3 separate regions of the Homo sapiens genome follow, and all the other regions are linked to region 3. The links are chromatin loops, found by intact Hi-C in ENCODE. Cell type or tissue: B cell. All regions are shown on one strand. Links, peaks and the distances in the headings refer to the core of each region. The heading gives the core; the rest is flanking DNA.

Region 1 (7,893 bases), core at 2,318-4,817, 120 kb after region 3:
AGCTAATATTACTGTTTTCTAGTGAATAAGATCAATATCAGTTATTAATATCGGGCATCATTAATCATTAATATTAATCATTTATTGTTATCATTAGTATGACTATTTAATATTAATCATCATTATTATTGGTATTGATTTTAAAAATTATATTATCAGTTATTAATATTGATAATTATTAGTGTCAATTAATAACTGAGATTATTAATTGCGGTAAGTCACATTGCGCCATTCCACCCCTCCCTCGGCAGCTCGTTTACGACCCAAAACGGGGATACAAATGCCCCTGAGAGAGCAGCGGTATACTGGGATAGATGAGGATGGTCACGTGGTGGAGAGGCGTGTTTTTGGGTACCAGCCCTTCACCTGCGTCGACCTTCTCAACTGGAAAACCAATACACCGCCCTATACCAAAAAGCCACAAGCCCTAATTGATTTGCTCCAAACTGTTATCCAGACCCACAACCACACCTGGGCTGATTGGCACCTGTTGCTCATGTTCCTCTTTAACAGCGAAGAAAGGCGGAGAGTCCCCAAGCAGCAACTAAGTGGCTAGAGGAACATGCATCAGCTGATTATCAAAACCCCCAAGAGTATGTAAGGACCCAGTTACCAGGAACCGACCCCCAGTTGGACCCACATGAAAGAGAGGATATGCAAAGGCTAAACCGAGACAGGGAAGCTCTCTTGGAAGGATTAATGAGGGGAGCTCAGAAGGCCACAAATGTTAAAAAGGTCTCTGAGGTCATTCAGGGAAAAGAAGAAAGTCCAGCACAATTCTACGAGAGGCTGTGTGAGGCCTATTGTATGTATACTCCCTTTGATCCCGATAGCCCTGAAATCAGCGCATGATTAACATGGCTTTAGTCCGTCAAAGCACAGAAGACATGAGAAGAAAACTGCAGAAACAGGCTGGGCTTGCAGGGATGAATACATCACAATTACTAGAAATAGCTAGCCAGGTGTTTGTAAGCAGGGATGCAGTAAGCAGTAAGGAAAACGGCAAAGAGAATGGAGGTCAGGCCCAGCAAAACACCGACCTGTTTGTTAGCTGCAGCAATCAGAGGGCCCCCCACCCAAAGAGGCAAGGGAAGGGGGGCCCTGGGAAAGAAACTCAGCTTGGCTGTCAGAGTTTGCAGCGTAACCAGTGTGCTTATTGTAAAGAAATAGGACAGCGGAAGAACAAATGCCCTCAGCTCAAAAGAAAACAAGGTGACTCAGAGCAGGAGGGCCCGGAGAAGGAGGAAGGGGCCCTGCTCAACCTGGCAGAAGGGTTATTGGCCTGAGGGAGACCGGGCTCAAGTGTCCCCAAAGAGCCTCTGGTCAGAATGACAGTCGGGGGTAGAGACATTGATTTTCTTGTAGATAGTGGTGCTGAACATTCGCTAGTAACCGCCCCGGTCGCCCCCTTATCCGAAACAACTATTGACGTCATCGGAGCCACGGGGGTTTCAGCAAAGCAGGCTTTCTGCTTGCCTCGGACTTGCACTGTAGGAGGACATAAAGTCATTCATCAGTTTTGGTACATGCCTGACTGTCCCTTGCCCTTTTTGGGAAGGGACTTGCTCAGCAAGCTGAGAGCCACTATCTCTTTGACAGAGCATGGCTCTTTGCTGCTAAAGTTACCCGGAACAGGAGTCATTATGACCCTTATGGTCCCCCGAGAGGAGGAATGGAGACTTTTCTTAACTGAGCTGGGCCAAGAGAGAAGACCAGCTCTGGCTAAGCGGTGGCCAAGAGTACGGGTGGAAGACAACCCTCCGGGATTGGCCAGTTAAGACTGGGGCCCAGCCGGTTAGGCAAAAACAGGCCCTGGTCCCCAGAGAAGCTCTTCAAGGTATCCAGGTCCATCTCAAGCACCTAAGAACTTTTGGAATTATTGTTCCTTGTCAGTCTCCATGGAACACTCCCCTCCTGCCTGTTCCCAAGCCACGGACCAAGGACTACCGGCCGGTACAGGATTTGCACTTGCTTAATCAAGCTACACTGACTTTACGTCCAACAGTACCTAACCCATCCACATTGTTGGGGTTGCTGCCAGCTGAGGACAGCTGGTTCACCTGCTTGGACCTGAAAGATGCTTTCTTTCCTATCAGATTAGCCCCTGAGAGGCAGAAGCTGTTTGCCTTTCAGTGGGAAGATCCGGAGTCAGGTGTCACTACTCAGTACACTTGGACTGGACTTCCCCAAGGGTTCAAGAACTCCCCACCATCTTCAGGGAGGCATTGGCTTGAGACCTCCAGAGTTTCCCACCAGAGACCTAGGCTGTGTGTTGCTCCAGTAGGTTAAGACACCCCACGGCGGTCGGGTGCGCCAAGGGAACAGATGCCCTACACAGGCACCTGGAGGACTATGGGTATTAGGTGTCCAAGAAGAAAGCTCAGATCTGCGGACGGCAGGTACCTTACTTGGGATTTACTATCCGAGAGGGGTCGGAATGCAGCCCTGGATCAGAAAGAAAGCAGGTCATTTGCAACCTACCAGAGCCTCAGGGCAGAAGGCAAGTGAGAGAATTCTTAGGAGCTGTGGGGTTTTGTAGACTGTGGATCCCAAACTTTGCAGTATTAGCCAAGCCTTTGTATGAGGTCACAAAGGGGGCAGGGACTGGGAACTTTTGGAATGGGGATCCCAACAACAGGAAGTCTTTCATGAGTTAAAGGAAAACCTTCTGGCAGCCCCAGCCTTGGGGCTACCCGATCTGACAAAGCCTCTTCCATTGTATGTGTCAGAGAGAGAAAAGATGGCAGCTGGACTTTTAACCCAAACTGTGGGGCCCTGGCTGAGGCCAGTGGCCTACCTCTCTAAACAACTAGATGGGGTTTCTAAAGGATGGTCCCCCTGTTTGAGGGCCTTGGCAGCAACTGCCCTGCTAGTACAAGAAGCTAATAAGCTGACTCTTGGGCAAAACCTGAACATAAAGGCCCCCCATGCTGTGGTGACTTTAATGAATACTAAAGGACATCATTCGCTAACGAATGCCAGACTCATCAAGCACCAAACTTTGCTCTGTGAAAATCCCTATATAACTATTGAAGTTTGTAACACCCTACACCCTGCCACCTTGCTCCCGGTACCAGAGAGCCCTGTCCAGCCTGATTGTGTAGAAGTGTTGGACTCAGTTGACTCTAGCACACCTGACCTCCGGGACCAGCCTTGCACATCAGTAGACTGGGAACTATATGTGGATGGGAGCAGCTTCTTCAACCCCCAAGGAGAGAGAGATGCAGGGTATGCAGTGGTAACCCTGGACACTGTTGTTGAAGCCAGATTGTTGCCCCAGGCCACTTCAGCCCAGAAAGCGGAACTCATTGCTTTCACTCGGGCCTTAGAACTCAGTGAAGGTGAGACTGTAAACATTTACACTGATTCTTGGTATGTCTTTTAACCCTTCAAGTGCATGGAGCATGATAGAAAGAAAAGGGCCTATTGAACTCTGGGGGAAAAGACAGAAAATATCAACAAGAAATCTTGCAATTATTAAAAGCAGTATGGAAACCCCACAAGGTGGCAGTCATGCATTGCAGAGGACACCAGCGAGCTTCCACCTTGCTGGGTTTGGGGAATTCCCTCGCTGACTCAGAGGCTCGAAGAAGCAGCATTTGCCCCCTTCTGGGCATCAGTGCTCCCTCAAGCACCTGATCTTGGACCTACTTCTTCTAAAGAAGAAAAGGACTTTCTCCAGGTAGAGGGAAGGACAAGTGATGGAGGGAGGATGGATTCAGTTACCAGATGTGAGAATAGCTGTGCCACAGTTGCTAGGAGCTGCAGTTGTACTGGCTGTGCAAGAAACCACCCATGTAGGTCAGGAGTCACTGGAAAAGTTGTTAGGCCGGTATTTCTACATCTCACATTTGTCAGCCCTTGCCAAAATGCTGAGGCAGCGGTGAGTTACCTGCCGAGAGCATAATGCGAGGCAAGGTCCAGCCGTTCCGCCCGGCATACAAGCTTATGGAGCAGTCCCCTTTGAAGATCTCCAGGTAGACTTCACAGAGATGCCAAAGTGTGGAGGTACCAAGTATTTACTAGTTCTTGGGCGTACCTACTCTGGGTGGGTGGAGGCCTATCAAACACAAACTGAGAAAGCTGGTGAAGTAAACCCTGTGCTCCTTCGAGATCTGATTCCTAGATTTCGACTGTCCTTACGGATCAGCTCAGATAACAAGCCTGCGTTTTTGGCTGCCTTGGTACAGAAGACGGCAAAGGTATTGGGGATCACACGGAAACTGCGTGCCGCCTCCCAGCCTCAGAGTTCCAGAAAGGTGGAGCGGATGAATCGGAGTATCAAAAATAGTACTATTGTCTTCCCCGCTGGATATTTAAAACAACACCACAAGGGGCGTCAAACCACCTGCTAAATTTGAGGGAATGTTATCCTCTCCCCCGCTCCCCTGGCCCCGGATATTAGAGACAATAACACAGGGGTCATGTACACCCACTGCTTTATTGGGAGTAATATCATCCTCTCCCTTCTTGGATATTAGGAACAATATCACACTGTGCATGTACGCCTGTCGCGAAATTCAATGGAATGTCATCCTGTGCCTCCCTGGATATGACAAACAATATCACGGGGGATGTACAACTTCTGAGATATTGGGAGTGATATCATCCTCTCCCCTCTGGAAGTTAGAGACAATATCACAGGGGTAGTGTACACCCTCTGGGATGTTGGGACTAATATCATCCTCCCACCCACTGGATATTAAAAACCATATCACAAGGGGTGTGTACACACACTTCGATATTGGTATTAATACCATCCTCTCCCTCTTTGGATATTCGATGCCATATTTCAGGTGGGGTATACACCACCTGCAATATTGGAAGTAATATGATTTTCTCCCGCCCGGATATCAGAAACAATATCACAGGGGGGTGTCAACAACCCCTGTGATATTTGGAGGAATATCATCGTCTCCCCTCATGAATATTAAGAACAATATCATAGGGGTGGGTGGTGTACACCCCCTTTCATATTTGATATCATCCTCTTCCCCCCTGGATATTAGGAACCATATCAGGATGTACAGACCCTGTGACCTTTGCTGTCATATAATTGTCTCTCCCCTAGATATTAGGAAAAATGTCACTGGGGATGTGAACAGCCTTGCAATATTGGGAGTAATATCATCCTCTCTCCCCTTGCATATTGGGAACAACATCACAGGTGGGGTGTACTGCCTCTGCGATATTGGGAGTAAAATTTTCCTCTCTTCCCCTGGACATTAGGAAGGGTATCAGAGGGGGAGGGTGTACATTCCCTGCCATATTCAAAGTAACCTTATCCTCTCCCTCCCAGGGTATTCAGAACAATAGGACAGGAGGGGTGTACACCCCCTGCGATATTGAGAGTCATATCATCCTCTTTCGCTCTGGATATTAGGAACAATGTCACAGGGTTGTGTACACCCCCTGCGGTACTGGGAGTAATATCATCCTCTCTTCCTGTGGATATTAGGAAGAGTATCACAGGGCTGTGTAAACCCCCTGCGGTACTGGGAGTAATATCATCCTCTCTCCCTCTGGATATTAGGATGATTTTCACAGGGGTGTGTACACCCCCTGCGATATTGGGAGTAATATCATCCTCTCCACCCAGGAAATGACTAACAAGGTCATGGGGGAGTGTACTTCCCCTGCGATATTGGGAGTAATGTCATCCTCCCCAAACCTGGATGTTTGCAACAAGATCACAGAGTGGGTGTACACACCCTGCGACATTGGAAGTAATATGATCCTCTCCCCAACTGGGTATTGGGAAAGATATCACAGCGCGGGTATACATTTCCTATGCTGTTGGGAGTAATATCATTCTTTCCCTTTCTGGATATGAGGAAGAATATCACAGGGGTGCTGTACAATTACTTCGATATTGGGAGTAATATCATCCTCTACTTTCCTGGATATTGGGCACAAAAACACAGAAGGGTGTACGACCCCTGCGATATTGGGAGTAATAGCATACTCTCTTTCCCTGGATGTTAGAAAACAATATCATCAGGGCTGAACACCCCCCGCGATAATGGGAGTCATATTTATTCTTTCACAGGCCATTTGGACCAATATCACAGGGGGTGTTTACAAACAGGGGTAGTGTACACCCCCTGTGATATTGGGAGTAACATCATTCTCTCCACCTCCAGATATTAAGAACAATATCCCCGCGGGAGGCGGTACACCCCCAGTGATATTGGGCATAATGTCATCCTCTCCTTCCCTGGATATTAGGAACAATATCACAGGGTGTACACCCACTGTATTATTAGGAATGATATCTCTGTAGGATATTACAATTAGTATCACAGGGTGTGCAGCCACTGTGATATTAGGAGCAACATCTTTCTACGATATTACAGACAATATCACAGGGTGTACGCCCACTCTGATGTCAGGAGCAATGTCTCCCTAGGATATCCAAAATCATACCACAGGGTGTACAATCTCTGCCTTCCAGGTTCTAAGGGATTCTCCTGCTTCGGCCTCCTGAGCAGCTAGGGTTACCCGCCACCACGCCTGGCTAATTTTTTTTTTTATTTTCACTAGAGATGGGGTTTCACCACGTCGGCCAGGCTGGTCTGGAACTCCTGACCTCAGGTGATCCGTCGGCCTCGGCCACCCAAAGTGCTGGGATTACAGGTGTGAGCCATGGCACTTGGCCAAGAGTTATATATTAAATTAATGTGGAAACACAGCTCCCATATTTGAGTGTGCATGTACTTTTATGAATAAATGATGTCAGAAAACCTAAGGATGATAATAAATATGAAAAGTAAGTGGCATGTTAAAAGGTCTTCCGATTAAGAACTCTAAGGTTCTATTTTGTTTTTAGATAATGCGGTCCTAGCTCTTGTATCATCCTTTTACATATTCTACATCAAAGGAATTTGTCGCACGGTGTCAGAATAAAACAGAGTGTATTTCACTGCTTCTTAATTTCTTTCAATTAGACTGAGATCTTTTTCTTAAAGAGAGAAGAGCATCTTCATTGCATTTTATTTTTTCTGAAAAGAGTAGGCCGTATTTTACTGAGATCATGGATTTGTTGTATATTATGTTTTGGACTTCTAAAATTCTTCAGTGGATTTTCTCTAAAGTAGTATGTACAGAAGGAGTTGAATAGCAAAAAAGTAAATCATGTAATAATTCTGAGACTTTTGGGCTTGTCACAACTGAGAAATATTGCTGGCGGTGTATGGTCCTCAAGTGTGAAAATGTTCCTTGTGAATTGCTTGCATCCAAAATATACACACAGCATTAAGGGCTGGTTTTTATCTTTTATTTTTCCAATCCTCTTTTCTTCCCAAGGTGTCCAAGTCACACAGAGCCACGGCATCTCACAGGTGTCTGAGAATTCCTCCTCCTGGGACTCTCAGAGGATCCAGAACTGCAGCCTGTCCTCGCTGGGCTGTCCCCATCCATGTATCTGGTCACAGTGCTGAGGAACCTGCTCGTCATCCTGGCTGTCAGCTCTGACTCCCACCTCCACACCCCCATGTACTTCTTCCTCTCCAACCCGTGCTGGGCTGACATCGGTTTCACTTCGGCCACGGTTCCCAAGATGACTGTGGACATGCAGTCACATATCAGAGTCATCTCTTATGCGAGCTGCCTGACACGGATGTCTTTCTTGGTCCTTTTTGCATGTATAGAAGACATGCTCCTGACTGTGATGGCCTAGGACTGCTTTGTAGCCATCTGTCGCCCTCTGCACTACGCAGTCATCGTGAATCCTCACCTCTGTGTCTTCTTAGTTTTGGTGTCCTTTTTCCTTAGCCTGTTGGATTCCCAGCTGCACAGTTAGATTGTTACAATTCACCTTCTTCAAGAATGTGGAAATCTCTCATTTTGTCTGTGAGCCATCTCAACTTCTCAACCTTGCCTGTTCTGACAGCG
Region 2 (7,893 bases), core at 2,318-4,817, 640 kb after region 3:
ATCCTAGAGAGATCTTGCTCCCAGTATCACAGTGGGTGTACACCCTGTGATATTATTCATCGTATCCTAGAGAGACATTACCTCTAATATCGCAGTTTCTGTACACCCTGTGGTATTATTCATAATATCCTAGAGAGATATTATTCCTAACATCACAGTGCGTGTACACCATGGATGGACACCCTGTGATGTTTCTCATCATATCCTAGGGGGATATTAACCTTAATGTCACAGTGGGTGTACACCACGTGTGTACACACTGAGATGTTACTCGTAATATCCTAGGGAGAAATTACGCCTAAAGTTACACTGGGTGTACACCATGTGTTTATGTTCTCTGATGCTATTCATAATATCTTAGAAAGTTATTAGTCCTAGTGCCACAGTGGGTGTATACCATGTGTGTACACTCTGTGATGTTATTGGTATTATCCTAGGGAGATAGTTCTCGTAACATCACCGTGGGTGTACATCATGTCTCTACTCCCTGTGGTGTTATTGGTTTTGTCCTGGGTTGATATTACTCCTAATATCACCGTGGGTGCACACCATGGGTGTACATTCTGTGATGTTATTCATAATATCCTAGGGAGATATCACTCCCTGTGTCATAGTGGGTGCACGGCCTTGTGATATTATAGGTAGTATCCTTGGGATGTATTACTCCTGTTATCACAGTGGGTGTACACCCTGTGATAGTATTTGTCATATCCTAGGGAGATATTACTGTATACCTTGTGATATTATTCGTGACATTTTAGGGAGCTATTTCTCCTAAAGTCAGAGTGGATGTACACCCTGTAATATTCTTCCTAATATCACAGTGGGTGTACACCATGAGTGATATTTTTTCTAATATCCAGCGGGGAAGAGGATGATATTGCTTCCAATATCACAGAAGGTGTACAGCCCCTGTGATATTGTTCCTAATATCCAGGGAAGGAGAGGATGACATTATGCCCAATATCACTGGGGGTGTACCACCTCCCACCGGGATATTGTTCTTAATATCCGGAGGTGGAGAGAATGATGTTACTCCCAATATCACAGGGGGTGTACACCACCCCTGTTTGTAAACATCCCCTGTGATATTGTTCCAAATGGCCTGTGAAAGAGTAAATATGACTCCCATTATCGCGGGGGGTGTTCAGCCCTGATGATATTGTTTTCTAACATCCAGGGAAGGAGAGTATGCTATTACTCCCAATATCGCAGGGGTTGTACACCCTTTTGTGCTTTTGTGCCCAATATCCAGGAAAATAGAGGATGATATTACTCCCAATATCGAAGTAATTGTACAGCACCCCTGTGATATTCTTCATCATATCCAGAAAGGAAAAGAATGATATTACTCCCAACAGCTTAGTAAATGTATACCCGCGCTTTGATATCTTTCCCAATATCCAGGTGGGGAGAGGATCATATTACTTCCAATGTCGCAGGGTGTGTACACCCCCTCTGTGATCTTGTTGCTAACATCCAGGTTTGGGGAGGACAACATTACTCCCAATATCGCAAGGGGAGTACACTCCCCTGTGACCTTGTTAGTCATTTCCTGGCTGGAGAGGATGATATTACTCCCAATATCGCAGGGAGTGTACACACCTCTGTGAAAATCTTCCTAATATCCAGAGGGAGAGAGGATGATATTACTCCCAGTACTGGAGGGGGTTTACACAGCCCTGTGATACTCTTCCTAATATCCACAGGGAGAGAGGATGATATTACTCCCAGTACCGCAGGGGGTGTACATAACCCTGTGATATTGTTCCTAATATCCAGAGCGAAAGAGGATGATATGACTCTCAATATCGCAGGGGGTGTACACCCCTCCTGTCTTATTGTTCTGAATACCCTGGGAGGGAGAGGATAAGGTTACGTTGAATATGGCAGGGAATGTACACCCTCCCACTCTGATACCCTTCCTAATGTCCAGGGGAAGAGAGGAAAATTTTACTCCCAATATCGCAGAGGCAGTACACCCCACCTGTGATGTTGTTCCCAATATGCAAGGGGGGAGAGGATGATACTACTCCCAATATCGCAAGGCTGTTCACATCCCCAGTGACATTTTTCCTAATATCTAGGGGAGAGACAATTATATGACAGCAAAGGTCGCAGGGTCTGTACATCCTGATATTGTTCCTAATATCCAGGGGGGAAGAGGATGATATCAAATATGAAAGGGGGTGTACACCCCCCACCCCTACGATATTGTTCTTAATATTCATGAGGGGAGACGATGATATTCCTCCAAATATCGCAGGGGTTGTTGACACCCCCCTGTGATATTGTTTCTGGTATCCAGGGGGGAGAAAATCATATTACTTCCAATATTGCAGGTGGTGTATACCCCACCTGAAATATGGCACCGAATATCGAAAGAGGGAGACGATGATGGTATTAATACCAATATCGAAGTGTGTGTACACGTCCCTTGTGATATGGTTTTTAATATCCAGTGGGCGGGAGGATGATATTAGTCCCAACATCCCAGAAGCTGTACACTACCCCTGTGATATTGTCCCTAACTTCCAGAGGGGAGAGGATGATATCACTCCCAATATCTCGGAAGTTGTACATCCCCCGTGATATTGTTCATCATATCCAGGGAGACACAGGATGACATTCCATTGAATTTCACGACAGGTGTACACGCACAGTGTGATATTGTTCCTAATATCCAAGAAGGGAGAGGATGATATTACTCCCAATAAAGCAGTGGGTGTACATTACCCCTGTGTTATTGTCTCTAATATCCGGGGCCGGGGGAGGCGGGGAGAGGATAACATTCCCTCAAATTTAGCAGGTGGTTTGACGCCCCTTGTGGTGTTGTTTTAAATATCCAGCGGGGAAGACAATAGTACTATTTTTGATACTCCGATTCATCCGCTCCACCTTTCCGGAACTCTGAGGCTGGGAGGCGGCATGCAGTTTCCGTGTGATCCCCAATACCTTTGCCGTCTTCTGTACCAAGGCAGCCAAAAACGCAGGCCCGTTATCTGAGCTGATCCGTAAGGACAGTCGAAATCTAGGAATCAGATCTCGAAGGAGCACAGGGTTTACTTCACCAGCTTTCTCAGTTTGTGTTGGATAGGCCTCCACCCACCCAGAGTAGGTACGCCCAAGAACTAGTAAATACTTGGTACCTCCACACTTTGGCATCTCTGTGAGGTCTACCTGGAGATCTTCAAAGGGGACTGCTCCATAAGCTTGTATGCCGGGCGGAACGGCTGGACCTTGCCTCGCATTATGCTCTCGGCAGGTAACTCACCGCTGCCTCAGCATTTTGGCAAGGGCTGACAAATGTGAGATGTAGCAATACCGGCCTAACAACTTTTCCAGTGACTCCTGACCTACATGGGTGATTTCTTGCACAGCCAGTACAACTGCAGCTCCTAGCAACTGTGGCACAGCTACTCTCACATCTGGTAACTGAATCCATCCTCCCTCCGTCACTTGTCCTTCCCTCTACCTGGAGAAAGTCCTTTTCTTCTTTAGAAGAAGTAGGTCCAAGATCAGGTGCTTGAGGGAGCACTGATGCCCGGAAGGGGGCAGATGCTGCTTTTCGAGCCTCTGAGTCAGCGCGGGAATTCCCCAAACCCAGCAAGGTGGAAGCTCGCTGGTGTCCTCTGCAATGCATGACTGCCACCTTGTGGGGTTCCCATACTGCTTCTAATAATTGCAAGAATTCTTGTTGATATTTTCTATGTTTTCCCCCAGAGTTCAATAGGCAGGCCCTTTTCTTTCTATCACGCTCCATGCACTTGAAGGGTTAAAAAGACATACCGAGAATCAGTGTAAATGTTTACAGTCTCACCTTCACTGAGTTCTAAGGCCCGAATGAAAGCAATGAGTTCAGCTTTCTGGGCTGAAGTGGCCTGGGGCAACAATCTGGCTTCAACAACAGTGTCCAGGGTTACCACTGCATACCCTGCATCTCTCTCTCCTTGGGGGTTGAAGAAGCTGCTCCCATCCACATATAGTTCCCAGTCTACTGATGCCCAAGCCTGGTCCCGGAGGTCAGGTCTGCTAGAGTCAACTGAGTCCAACACTTCTACACAATCAGGCTCGACAGGGCTCTCTGATACCGGGAGCAAGGTGGCGGGGTGTAGGGTGTTACAAACTTCAATGGTTATACAGGGATTTTCACAGAGCAAAATTTGGTGCTTGGTGAGTCTGGCATTCGTTAGCGAATGATGTCCTTTAGTATTCATTAAAGTCACCACAGCATGGGGGGCCTTTATGTTCAGGTTTTGCCCAAGAGTCAGCTTATTTGCTTCTTGTTCTAGCAGGGCAGTTGCTGCCAAGGCCCTCAAACAGGGGGACCATCCTTTAGAAACCCCGTCTAGTTGTTTAGAGAGGTAGGCCACCGGCCTCAGCCAGGGCCCCACAGTTTGGGTTAAAAGTCCAGCTGCCATCTTTTCTCTCTCTGATGCATACAATGGAAAAGGCTTTGTCAGATCGGGTAGCCCCAGGGCTGGGGCTGCCAGAAGTTTTTCCTTTAACTCATGAAAGACTTCCTGTTGTTGGGATCCCCATTCCAAAGGTTTCCGGTGCCCGCCCCCTTTGTGCCCTCATACAAAGGCTTGGCTAATACTGCAAAGTTTGGGATCCACAGTCTACAAAACCCCACAGCTCCTAAGAATTCTCTCACCTGCCTTCTGCCCTTAGGCTCCGGTAGATTGCAAAGGACCTGCTTTCTTTCTGATCCCGGGCTGCGTTCGGACCCCTGTGGGATAGTAAATCCCAAGTAAGGTACCTGCCGTCGGCAGATCTGAGCTTTTGTCTTGGACACCTAATACCCACAGTCCTCCAGGTGCCGGTGTAGGGCATCTGTTCCCTTGGTGCACCCGACTGCCATGGGGTGTCCCAGCAGAAGGTCATCAACCTACTGGAGCAACACGCAGCCTAGGTCTCTGGTGGGAAACTTCTGGAGGTCTCGAGCCAATGTCTCCCTGAAGATGGTGGGGGAGTTCTTGAACCCTTGGGGAAGTCCAGTCCAAGTGTACTGCGTAGTGACACCTGACTCCGGATCTTCCCACTGAAAGGCAAACAGCTTCTGCCTCTCAGGGGCTAATCTGATAGGAAAGAAAGCATCTTTCAGGTCCAAGCAGGTGAACCAGATGTCCTCAGCTGGCAGCAACCCCAACAATGTGGATGGGTTAGGTACTGTTGGATGTAAAGTCAGTGTAGCTTGATTAAGCAAGTGCAAATGCTGTACCGGCCGGTAGTCCTTGGTCCATGGCTTGGAAACAGGCAGGAGGGGAGTGTTCCATGGAGACTGACAAGGAACAATAATTCCAAAAGTTCTTAGGTGCTTGAGATGGACCTGGATACCTTGAAGAGCTTCTCTGGGGACCGGGGCCTGTTTTTGCCTAACCGGCTGGGCCCCAGTCTTAACTGGCCAATCCCGGAGGGTTGTCTTCCCCCCGTACTCTTGGCCACCGCTTAGCCAGAGCTGGTCTTCGCTCTTGGCCCGGCTCAGTTAAGAAAAGTCTCCATTCCTCCTCTCGGGGGACCGTAAGGGTCATAATGACTCCCGTTCCGGGTAACTTTAGCAGCAAAGAGCCGTGCTGTGTCAAAGAGAGAGTGGCTCTCAGCTTGCTGAGCAAGTCCCTTCCCAAAAAGGGCAAGGGACAGTCAGGCATGTACCAAAACTGATGAATGACTTTATGTCCTCCTACAGTGCAAGTCCGAAGCAAGCAGAAAGCCTGCTTTGCTGAAACCCCCATGGCTCCGATGACGTCAATAGTCGTTTCGGATAAGGGGGCGACCGGGGCGGTTACTAGCGAATGTTCAGCACCACTATCTACAAGAAAATCAATGTCTCTACCCCCGACTGTCATTCTGACCAGAGGCTCTTTGGGGACGCTTGAGCCTGGTCTCCCTCAGTCCAATAACCCTTCTGCCAGGTTGAGTAGGGCCCCTTCCTCCTTGTCCGGGGCCTCCTGCTCTGAGTCACCTTGTTTTCTTTTGAGCTGAGGGCATTTGTTCTTCCGCTGTCCTATTTCTTTACAATAAGCACACTGGTTACGCTGCAAACTCTGACAGCCAAGCTGAGTTTCTTTCCCAGGGCCCACCTTCCCTTGCCTCTTTGGGGGGGCCCCTCTGATTGCCACAGCTAACAAACAGGTTGGTGTTTTGCCGGGCCTGACCTCCATTCTCTTTGCTGTTTTCCTTACTGCTTACTGCATCCCTGCTTACAAACACCTGGCTAGCTATTTCTAGTAATTGTGATGTATTCATCCCTGCAAGCCCAGCCTGTTTCTGCAATTTTCTTCTCATGTCTTCTGTGCTTTGACAGACTAAAGCCATGTTAATCATGCGCTGATTTCAGGGCTATCGGGATCAAAGGGAGTATACATACGATAGGCCTCACACAGTCTCTCGTAGAATTGTGCTGGACTTTCTTCGTTTCCCTGAATGACCTCAGAGACCTTGTTAAAGTTTGTGGCCTTCTGAGTTCCCCTCATTAATCCTTCCAAGAGAGCTTCCCTATCTCGGTTTAGCCTTTGCATATCCTCTCTTTCATGTGGGTCCAACTGGGGGTCGGTTCCTGGTAACTGGGTCCTTACATACTCTTGGGGGTTTTGATAATCAGCTGGTGCATGTTCCTCTAGCCACTTAGTTGCTGCTTGGAGGACTCTCCGCCTTTCTTCGCTGTTAAATAGGAACATGAGCAACAGGTGCCAATCAGCCCAGGTGTGGTTGTGGGTCTGGATAACAGTTTGGAGCAAATCAATTAGGGCTTGTGGCTTTTCGGTATAGGGCAGTGTATTGGTTTTCCAGTTGAGAAGGTAGATGCAGGTGAAGGGCTGGTACCCAAAAACACACCTCTCCACCACGTGACCATCCTCATCTATCCCAGTATACCGCTGCTCTCTCAGGGGCATTTGTATCCCCGTTTTGGGTCGTAAACGAGCTGCCGAGGGAGGGGTGGAATGGCACAATGTGACTTACCGCAATTAATAATCTCAATTATTAATTGACGCTAATAATTATCAATATTAATAACTGATAATATAATTTTTAAAATAATACCGATAATAATGATAATTAATATTAAATAGTTATACTAATGATAACAATAAATGATTAATAGTAATGATTAATGATGCCTGATATTAATAACTGATATTGATCTTATTCATTAGAATACAGTAATATTAGCTCCTAATAATTAATATTAATATTAATCTGAAAACTTTTTATTAGCAATTATTTCTTAATATTAATATGAATATCAGTCATTCATATTCATGTTAATAATAAATGAGGAATAATTCATTCTGCTATTAAGCCTAATACCTCAGTGGGTGTACAACCACCTGTGATATTGCTCCTAATGTCCAGGGAGGGAGAGAGCATGATATTACGTTCAATATCGCAGTAGGTGTACACCCAGCCGGTGATATTGATCCGAATATAATCTCCAGGCGGTGGAGTATGACGTTACTCCCAATATAGCACTGGCTGTGCATCCACCCAGTGATTTTGCTCCTAATAGTCACGGAAGAAGAGAATGCTATTACTCCCAGTATCGCAGGAAGTGCACACCCCTTCTGTGACATTGTTCCTAATATCCAGAGGGGGAGAGGGTGATATTACTCACAATATCGCAGGCTGTGTACACCCACCCTCTGATATTGTTCCTAGTAGCCAGGAAGGGAGAGGACGATATGACTCCCCATACAGCAGGAGGTGTACCCCCATCCTGGGATATTATTCCTAATATCCATGGAGAGGAGAGGCTGATATGACTCCCAGTATCGCAGGGGGTGTACATCCAGTCTGTGATATTGTTCTTAATATTCAAAGGCGGAGAGATTGATATTACTCCCAATATCACAGAAAGTGTACAAACCCGTGTACTATTGTTGCCATTATCCA
Region 3 (7,893 bases), core at 2,334-4,833:
ATTTTCCATAAGGTGCATGTACTATTAGGTTGGTGCAAAAGTAATTGCAGTTTTTGCCATTAAAGGTAATGGACGCTTTCATTATAATAGTACCAGAAATTAACAAGAATGGTAGCATTAATAAAAAAAGGGTTTAGTCATGCCAGGTTACATTTTGTTATTCTCAGTCATGTCTAGAACCTGAGCTCATGTGAGGGTGAGGCTGGTGGAACATAGCAACTTACTTTTTCATTTGGTAGTAGCCCTTTTTCACAGTTCCAAAATTACCAGAGCCCAGTTCTTTGTCTTCCAGCGTCAGCAGCTTTCGGTCCAGGTAAACCTCCTTGGGCCTGATCTCCTCGGGGTCCGCGTAGGGGCTCTCGTACACCTCTGTGTCCATGGGTAGGGCTTCTCTCTGGGGGCCTGCAATGCAGTCAAGAAACATACGACCTGGGGCTGGACCCCACACCAGGATTCATCCTTCCAAGAACATGATCTTCATGGGAATATGAACTCAGAGTAGCATCAATGTTGCAAGGGATGAGAAATTCTGAAGAGTGGCAGGGACATTTCCAACGTCGTTGGGTGAGGGAGGTGGGAAAGACCATTTCATTCAATAGCACCATCACTGCTCATGGGCATGTGGTGCCTGCTGCCTGCCACTAGATGTGAGTGTTTCCATGGCTAACTGTGGCTGTATTGCAATCACGGACGTGGTGTGGATTCGTGAACCAACTCTACAAACTTACAAGTGACCACGCACTTTGCTCTGTGAATGTCCCTTGAATGAAAGGAAGTCTCACCTTTGTCTGCAGCCCAGGGTGCAAGTTCTGGCTCATACGGATTGAATGACACAGTACTCTCTTGCCGGTTCCCTTGGGCAGGGGAGGACTAAAGTACATAAAGGACAACAGGTTGTTTTTCTTCATCCACAAAACTGTTAAGTTGATCTGCATAATTATTTTTATTTTCCAATAATCACAGTTTAACTTTTGCAGGAAAGACAAAGGAAAGAATTACGAAAAACAGGGAAGAAAATAAGGCTGATCTCATTCTTCGGGCAATTATTTGGATCTTGCAAGGGCTAAAGCAAGCTTGTGCTGCTACAACTCAAGGGACTCTGTGAGGTGTTCAGAGGGTGTGGTGAGAGTCAACTCTACTGGCCTGGATAGAGCTGCTTCCCCACTCACCCCCTTGCACATCCTATTCCCACCTACCAAAGATCGCTGATGATTTGCATGTTCGCCTTGGAAGCATTTTCCTTCTTTAACTTGTGCTCTTCAATTTCATATTACATGGACATTATTTAAAGAGGAAAATTAGTACTCATCAGCTGCTCCTACCTACTTCCCAACTCCAACGCACATATGTTTTCCAAGTCTCCACCCAAGTCTTTATCTTCGGTGGAGATGCAGCAGCATTGGGGTGGATGGCAGAGGGTGGCACTGGTCAGTAACTACAGGTCCCAAGGGAAGGCCAGTTGCTGCCACCTAGGCCAGCAATGCTCCAGCTGCCACAGCTAATGCTGGAAATCAGTACCCCTGTGAGACAGGTATTTATTTGGTCCACATCAGTTTATATCATGAAACAACTGGGGGGGGAAATCTACTCATTATCCTAAGGACTTTCCCTTTTGAAAGTCTCTATCTTGAGTTTTCCTGACCCACCCTTTCTTCCAAATTAAAACAAGATTCTTGCTACTAAATTTAATTCACAGGAGAACCATGATTCAGATGCTTTTTTTTTTTTTTCAGCGTGAGTTGAGTCACAATTCTATGTATTGATTGACCTTTTCAGTGCCCAAACACTGGCCACGAAGAAATGAGATACTGCCAGATTATGGAGAAAGTTACAGAAACAGAGACATTAAGCTTAACGTGACAGTCACTTATCTTATGACACACACTAAATCCTCATGTGCCTTATTCATATTACAAGGCGAGAAACCAAAAGCAGAATAATGAGGTCACAATGCACCACTACCGCCACTCAGCCATTGTTTCCAAACACCCGGACCTTCTTCTTTCACACGGTCTGCTGAGCACTTCAGAGGCAGACATTGTTCACCATGGCCCAAGCCTGTTGACAAGGCTAAAGGACATCTGGTCTTATTTGTAAAAATGATGTCGATGGGATCTGTTTTGTCACAGAGTATCTCAGCACTTCTACTGAACTGATTAACAGAAGTAACTATGACACATCAAAAATAAAAATAGAATATAAGCTCAAGGAGGGGGAGACATTTATTCACTGCACTCGGAACTGTGCCACGTCCACAAGGACGCTCAATAAAAATGTGTTGAACAAACACATGAATGAATGGATGGGTGAATGAATGAAAATCACTTCTAAAAACTAGGAGATGTGAAGTATAATCTAATGTGCTTTAAAAATTAGCTCTCTCTCAAGCCTTTATGCTGATGAAGAGAAATAAGAATGAATAATTCCAAATGACAATCTATTTCTTTTAAACATTTACATATGATTACAGGACTGTGCTGTGGTTTCACTTCTGATTTATAATATAATTATCCTGCCTCTGGAAAACTGTCCTGACAGAAACTGGGTGATCCCCTAGGCTTTCTGTCCTCCTCTTTTGCCCAGTTTTCTCCCGCAACCAATTCTAGGCTGAAAATAGTTTTATTTTTTTTAAAGTCTCTTTCAAGGTTAATATTTACTGTCATTTCAACTCCTTTGATTTTCCCTGCAGGCAGGCACATTCTGAGATCCAAAGACAAAACTTGAACAGATGTGGAATTAAAGGATGTCCTCGGACTAGCCATCACTGGTGAGGAGAGGGACCATCACCTCTTCTTGACATAAGACCTCCTGTCCCTCCCACTGAGGACATTATCCTGGGGTTGCAGCCTCTCTACCTCACAGAATGTTCTCCAGACCAGGAGGACTTCCAAATGGCTTGTTCCAATTAAACCAGAACGCAATTCCCTGACATATGAATCCTGCAGGGAAGAATTTTAAAACAGAGATGGGGTTGTCAAAATATGCTGAAAGGGATACTAGGGTGTCAGGAATGAGTAAGAATTAGTAGCGATGGACACAGAGAATCTAAACCCCTGGGCACAAATAATTTATACTCTCACTAGCAGTGTGTTGTTCACCCCTAGTCTATCTTGGCTTATGGATAGGGAAACAGATGGGAGATCTTCCTCGGAAATTAGAACTCCACGTTTATAGCCAATAAAGCTTGGGGCTTCATTTCCATGCTGCCCAACACAGACCACTATGTGATTATAAGCCTTTTAAGCCAAGCCACAAAGAACCCTCATGTCTCTCAACAACCCCACATCAACTCTCTCCTACCCAGATCCCTGGGCTCCCTGCCCCTATCTCTTTCTGGTGACTAACAGGACTGGAGCAAAGAATGATGCCACAACTGGAAGAATGTGGAAGAAATGGGAGGTTTCCTATTGAGTCAGTTAAAAGAACAGTAGTTACTTTATGATAAAGATGAAGATGCAAAATCCATGCTTCATCTTTCCCAAAGCACTTGGTGAATATGCCACTTAGTAGAACAATAACCAAAACAATCTCTAAAAGAAAATGCTCAGTTAAAAAGAAAAATTTGAGGAGTTTGTAAAGAATGAGCACAGTGGCATAATGATAAATTGTAAAAATACTATTCTTAAAAAATGTAATGACATTTAATTTTAATAAAAAATATATTTCCGGTCTACATTACTATTAACCTTTTATTCTTTATGTTTGCATTTGAGAGAGCCATTCTGTCCCAATCAATAAGTGTCATCTGTTCTGCACAGTGAGCAACAAGGTGTAAATGAAATGTTGACCATTCCACTTTCTTCATTTTTGCTAATACTCAGAACAGGCTCAAACCTTCAGTCCACCGCTAGATGGCATTAGCCACCTTCGCTTTCTACCTTCCAAAAGAACAACTGGTGACTTTTCTTTAAATTTTATAAATTCAGGTAAGGATATCACTCTGCAATAATAAGTCCAGTTATAAATTATTATCCCTGATTTCCTATTGGTAAGGTTTAACTGCGAATAGAAAATGTATTTGACAAGCATTCTTTGAGTGCCTATGTTTAAAAGCTGGTGATCCAAAAGTGAACAAAAGAGGAAAAAATTATTGGTCTGTGGAACTGATAGGTCCATTCAGAGTTTCCTGATTCCAGAGTATTGCCAAGTGTCCTAACATCCATTTACTAGATCTTAATTTTTACTCCCAGATTCTTGGGCCATTTTCAAATTAGGCAACAGCAGTAATGCAGATGACAATACAGTCATTAGTCATCACAATAATAGTGACAAAAGAGCCAGCTGGCTTTAGAAATATTGGCTGCAATAAACTAGGTTTGGTTTCCTTTTTTTGGTGGAATTACCCTGGTTCAGTAGACCCCCACAGGCGAGGGCAGACTGTTGGCTGGGGAATAGGCTACTATTAGCTTTGCTCTGAGATCCATGAAAATAACACTTGACCTCTGCAATTACTGTTCTCTTACAGTGAAGATCTAAAATCTGTTCCTTTATAATTATATGAAAACACATTTTCTCAAGGGTCTGGTCTACTAAGGCATTACCAAGCAACAGGGTACAACTTGAGGATGTTTCTTTCTTTTTTCTCTTCCCACTGAGCCCTGTACTTAAATGTAAGTTTTAAAATATTATAATCACCAATGTATGTGTTGGAATAAAACATGAAAAATGGGTTTTAATTGGAAATTCTGGGACACATTTCAGTTTAATCCTCTTAGGGGATGTGCCTTTGAAATGCAAAGCTGAAAAGTTCCCTGGAAGTCTTTTTAGAGATGTTGCTGTTTAATTTCCACCTATTTTCCATAAAAGAAGGATAAGGTTCTGTGCTTAAAGCAGCAGAGAAAGAAATTCCAGGACTAATATTGGGAGGGGTTTAATTCATTTAAAGACTACTAGTTGTATTCTTAAGTTAATTTTGTTTATACTTTATAAGTATGTTACTAATTTCTTTTCTTTTCTTTTCTTTTTTTGTTTTTGAGACAGAGTCTTGCTCTGTCTCCCAGGCTGGAGGGCAATGGCACGATCTCTGCAATCTCCACCTCCCAGGCTTAAGTGATTTTCCTGCTTCAGCCTCCTGAGTAGCTGGGATTATAGGCGTGTGCCACCACGCCTGGCTAATTTTTGTATTTTTAATAGAGATGAGTTTTCACCATATTGGCCAGGCTAGTCTTGAACTCCTGACCTCAAGTGATCCACCTGCCTCGGCCTCCCAAAGTGCTGGGATTATAGGCATGAGCCACTGTGCTTGGCAGTAAGCTACTAATTTCTAAAGACAAGTTTAAAATGCATCAGCCTGTTAGTAATTTTATGAAAAATTTAAATTATCTGATTCATAATCATCTTCAAATCTAAACATACTTTTCATTAACTATCTAGATGCTATAGGTAGTTCAAGTTCTAACATGTATTTTTTGTGCCTGAATTATTAAAACAACTATGTACACTGAGCAAATTAACAAGTTCAAGAAAGTTATTTATCTCTTAGCTAACATGATGGGACATTTGACATAATTCTCACAATTCTTTTCTCATGACTGATTACATAATGGAAAGTTCCCCATTTGTTTGTGAAAATATACATATTAGCTCTAAAATATTTCTGATAAGCAATTAAAATATTTTTAATCTATAGCTTAAACCTTACAACCTTGATCTTTTAAAAATTATCTGTTGATATTTTTGGCCTTATATATGTGTCATCATTAGTAATATTTATTTCCAGTTTCTTATTTCTATAAAAAATTCAATGTATACTTTAAAGTTCTTCTAAACTTAAATAGAAAGCAAACTTTTTTTTTTGCCAGAAAGGTATTTTCACAATATTAATCAGATTAATTACTCTCTACTATTTAATTTTCTGTTTTAAAAAAATTGATTAAAATTTCTTAACAGGTTCAAATTTAAAAAGATACAACAGAGTTTACAATGAAAAGTGGGATTTCTTAACATTCCCATCTCTTACTCCAGAGGCAACCAGCATTGCCAGCATTTTCTGTATTTTTCTAGGATACTGTATACGATATCAACACATTCTGCATATATGTATGTGTATGTGTGTGTTGCAGGACATTGACTTTTACACTTAAAATTATATTTTGAAAACAATTCTAGATCTCAGCTGCCTCCCATAGTAGCAATTTTACTGTAACCAATTTCATTTGTTTTCCATTGATAGGCATTTAAATTATTATCAGACTTTGTCAATTATACAATTTTGGAAAAAACACCTTCACATGTACATGATTTCACACAAATGCAAGAATATCTGTACATACTTAGAAATAAAATTGCAGAGCCTTTCTTACAGATTGCATCATTTCAGACTTCCCCAAGGAAGAGTGAAAGTGCTTATCTACCATGCCTTTACTACAGTGTTATCAAGCTTTTAAAATTTGGATCATAGGTGGACACAGTTAAGCACCATAGTTTTAACTTGCATTTCTCTTCTCATGAAGTTAAACAACATTTCATATGTTTAAGAACTATTTATATTTGCTTTACTATAAACTACTACTGATATTCCCTGCCAATTATCCTAGTAGACAGTTAATATTTTTGTTAATTATTTTTAGAATCTCTTTGTATATTAAAGCTATTAATCTATGTGTCAGCATTAGTGCTACTTACTCCCAGTTTCTCATTTCTCTTTTGATGATGTTATGGTTGTTATCTACACATATACTTCTTTATTTTTAGGTGGTCACTGATATTTTCTTCAACTTTTTTCTGACATGTTCTCCTGTAGTCTAAAGATGCACCAAAACTTATTTTCTAGGTATTTCTTTAGCCACTGTGAGTAATCTGTGGGGGTGTTTTGCCTTGGGTAAACATGAAAAACAGACATAGTTACTTTATTCAAGTGTAAAATAAACCTTTTCTTCCTCTCGAACACTGCATTAAATCTTTCTGTTCTGTGGTCAACACGATTGAGAACTTCTTGAGTATGAGTAAACTTGGAAAATTATTACTAAATAAAATCTCAAGGGTTTTATGTCTTTTATTTCTGTTGTTTCTAGTAAATACTTTAGGCAATCTATTTCATGAGTGGATGCTCAATTATATGCTAAAATGTCGGTAAAAACACCAAGTAATATGAAAATAAAAAGAATTACTGATAAAAGAACCAATTTTACCCCACTGATAATAAAAGTAGAATGGAAAAAAAGCAATTCAAACACATTATATATACATATTTTGGGGGAAGGAATAAATAAGTCATTATAAATAAAAGTCATGAAAAAGAACTTATTTTTATTTTCCCTCAAAATCCAATAATAGAACAAAACATGGAAATCAATGAGATGTCAACATTACTGCCTCAAAAAGAAAACTGGTTTTTCTAGACCTCAGATTACACCTCTTCTTTACATGTCACATTTGCAGTTCTATGTTAGACGTCTAAGCCATAATGAAGTTACCATGCACTGCCTGACCTCACTGTGCAGCGCGCCTCACAAAACCTTGGTGTTCCCTCCATCACAACGTAACTTACATAATCAATTACCAGAACACTGCAACACGTGAGTCTGGCCACCAAAAAGTAAGTGGGCCATCTTTGAAAAGATTTTCGGACATGATAATTAGCTATGACGGATGACGCCAACTGAAACGACTTTAAAATGACGCTTGAGCACAGAAAGCATGCTCACACTGTTGGACTTCCAGCTGACGGACTGAGGACCCACATGAAAAGCACATGATGTACCTGGGGCGCGGCTGCCCAGGAACAGCAGGTGTGAGCAAGGGCAAAGAGGCCTGGAAGCAGAGTGGCAAGAGATGGGGGGCAGCGCACACACAGGGCAGACTGGGCGGGCGGGAGCTGAGTGCGCGTTGGTCCTACCACTTAGTTGGACAGCAAGCAGGGGTTGCTTTAGCACCTTTCTGTGGCCAGGCTTT

What was found. A loop is a pair of places that touch in the nucleus more often than their neighbours do. Peaks named below come from ENCODE experiments on the same cell type or tissue, not always from the same donor. Only the 100,000 strongest peaks of a DNase experiment are listed, where the experiment ranks them.
Region 1: it touches region 3 in a loop (24-fold over the local background); 12 of 110 quality-filtered maps call a loop at or near these places.
Region 2: a loop joins it to region 3, with 17 times the contacts of the local background. A loop is called at or near these places in 40 of 110 quality-filtered maps.

What each region holds. Positions count from the first base shown.
Region 1 is chr9:90,751,609-90,759,501 of GRCh38, reverse strand. It overlaps the pseudogene OR7E108P. Among named protein-coding and RNA genes, the nearest start is that of SYK, 46 kb to the left of the region's middle. RefSeq lists an enhancer at 3,233-3,292. In B cell, for the core only: CTCF peaks have their summits at 3,329 and 3,534 (motif pointing right); a DNase peak (open chromatin) is centred at 3,571.
Region 2 is chr9:90,222,691-90,230,583 of GRCh38, reverse strand. No RefSeq gene overlaps it. Among named protein-coding and RNA genes, the nearest start is that of MIR4290HG, 190 kb to the right of the region's middle. In B cell, for the core only: CTCF peaks have their summits at 3,453 and 3,652 (motif pointing left); DNase peaks (open chromatin) are centred at 3,373 and 3,685.
Region 3 is chr9:90,867,181-90,875,073 of GRCh38, reverse strand. It overlaps SYK (spleen associated tyrosine kinase), which reads right to left. Exons shown (of 14, transcript NM_003177.7): 7 at 7,875-7,893; 8 at 783-870; 9 at 225-402. Among named protein-coding and RNA genes, the nearest start is that of SYK, 69 kb to the right of the region's middle. In B cell, for the core only: CTCF peaks have their summits at 3,654 and 3,853 (motif pointing right); a DNase peak (open chromatin) is centred at 3,853; H3K27ac peaks cover 1,266 bases.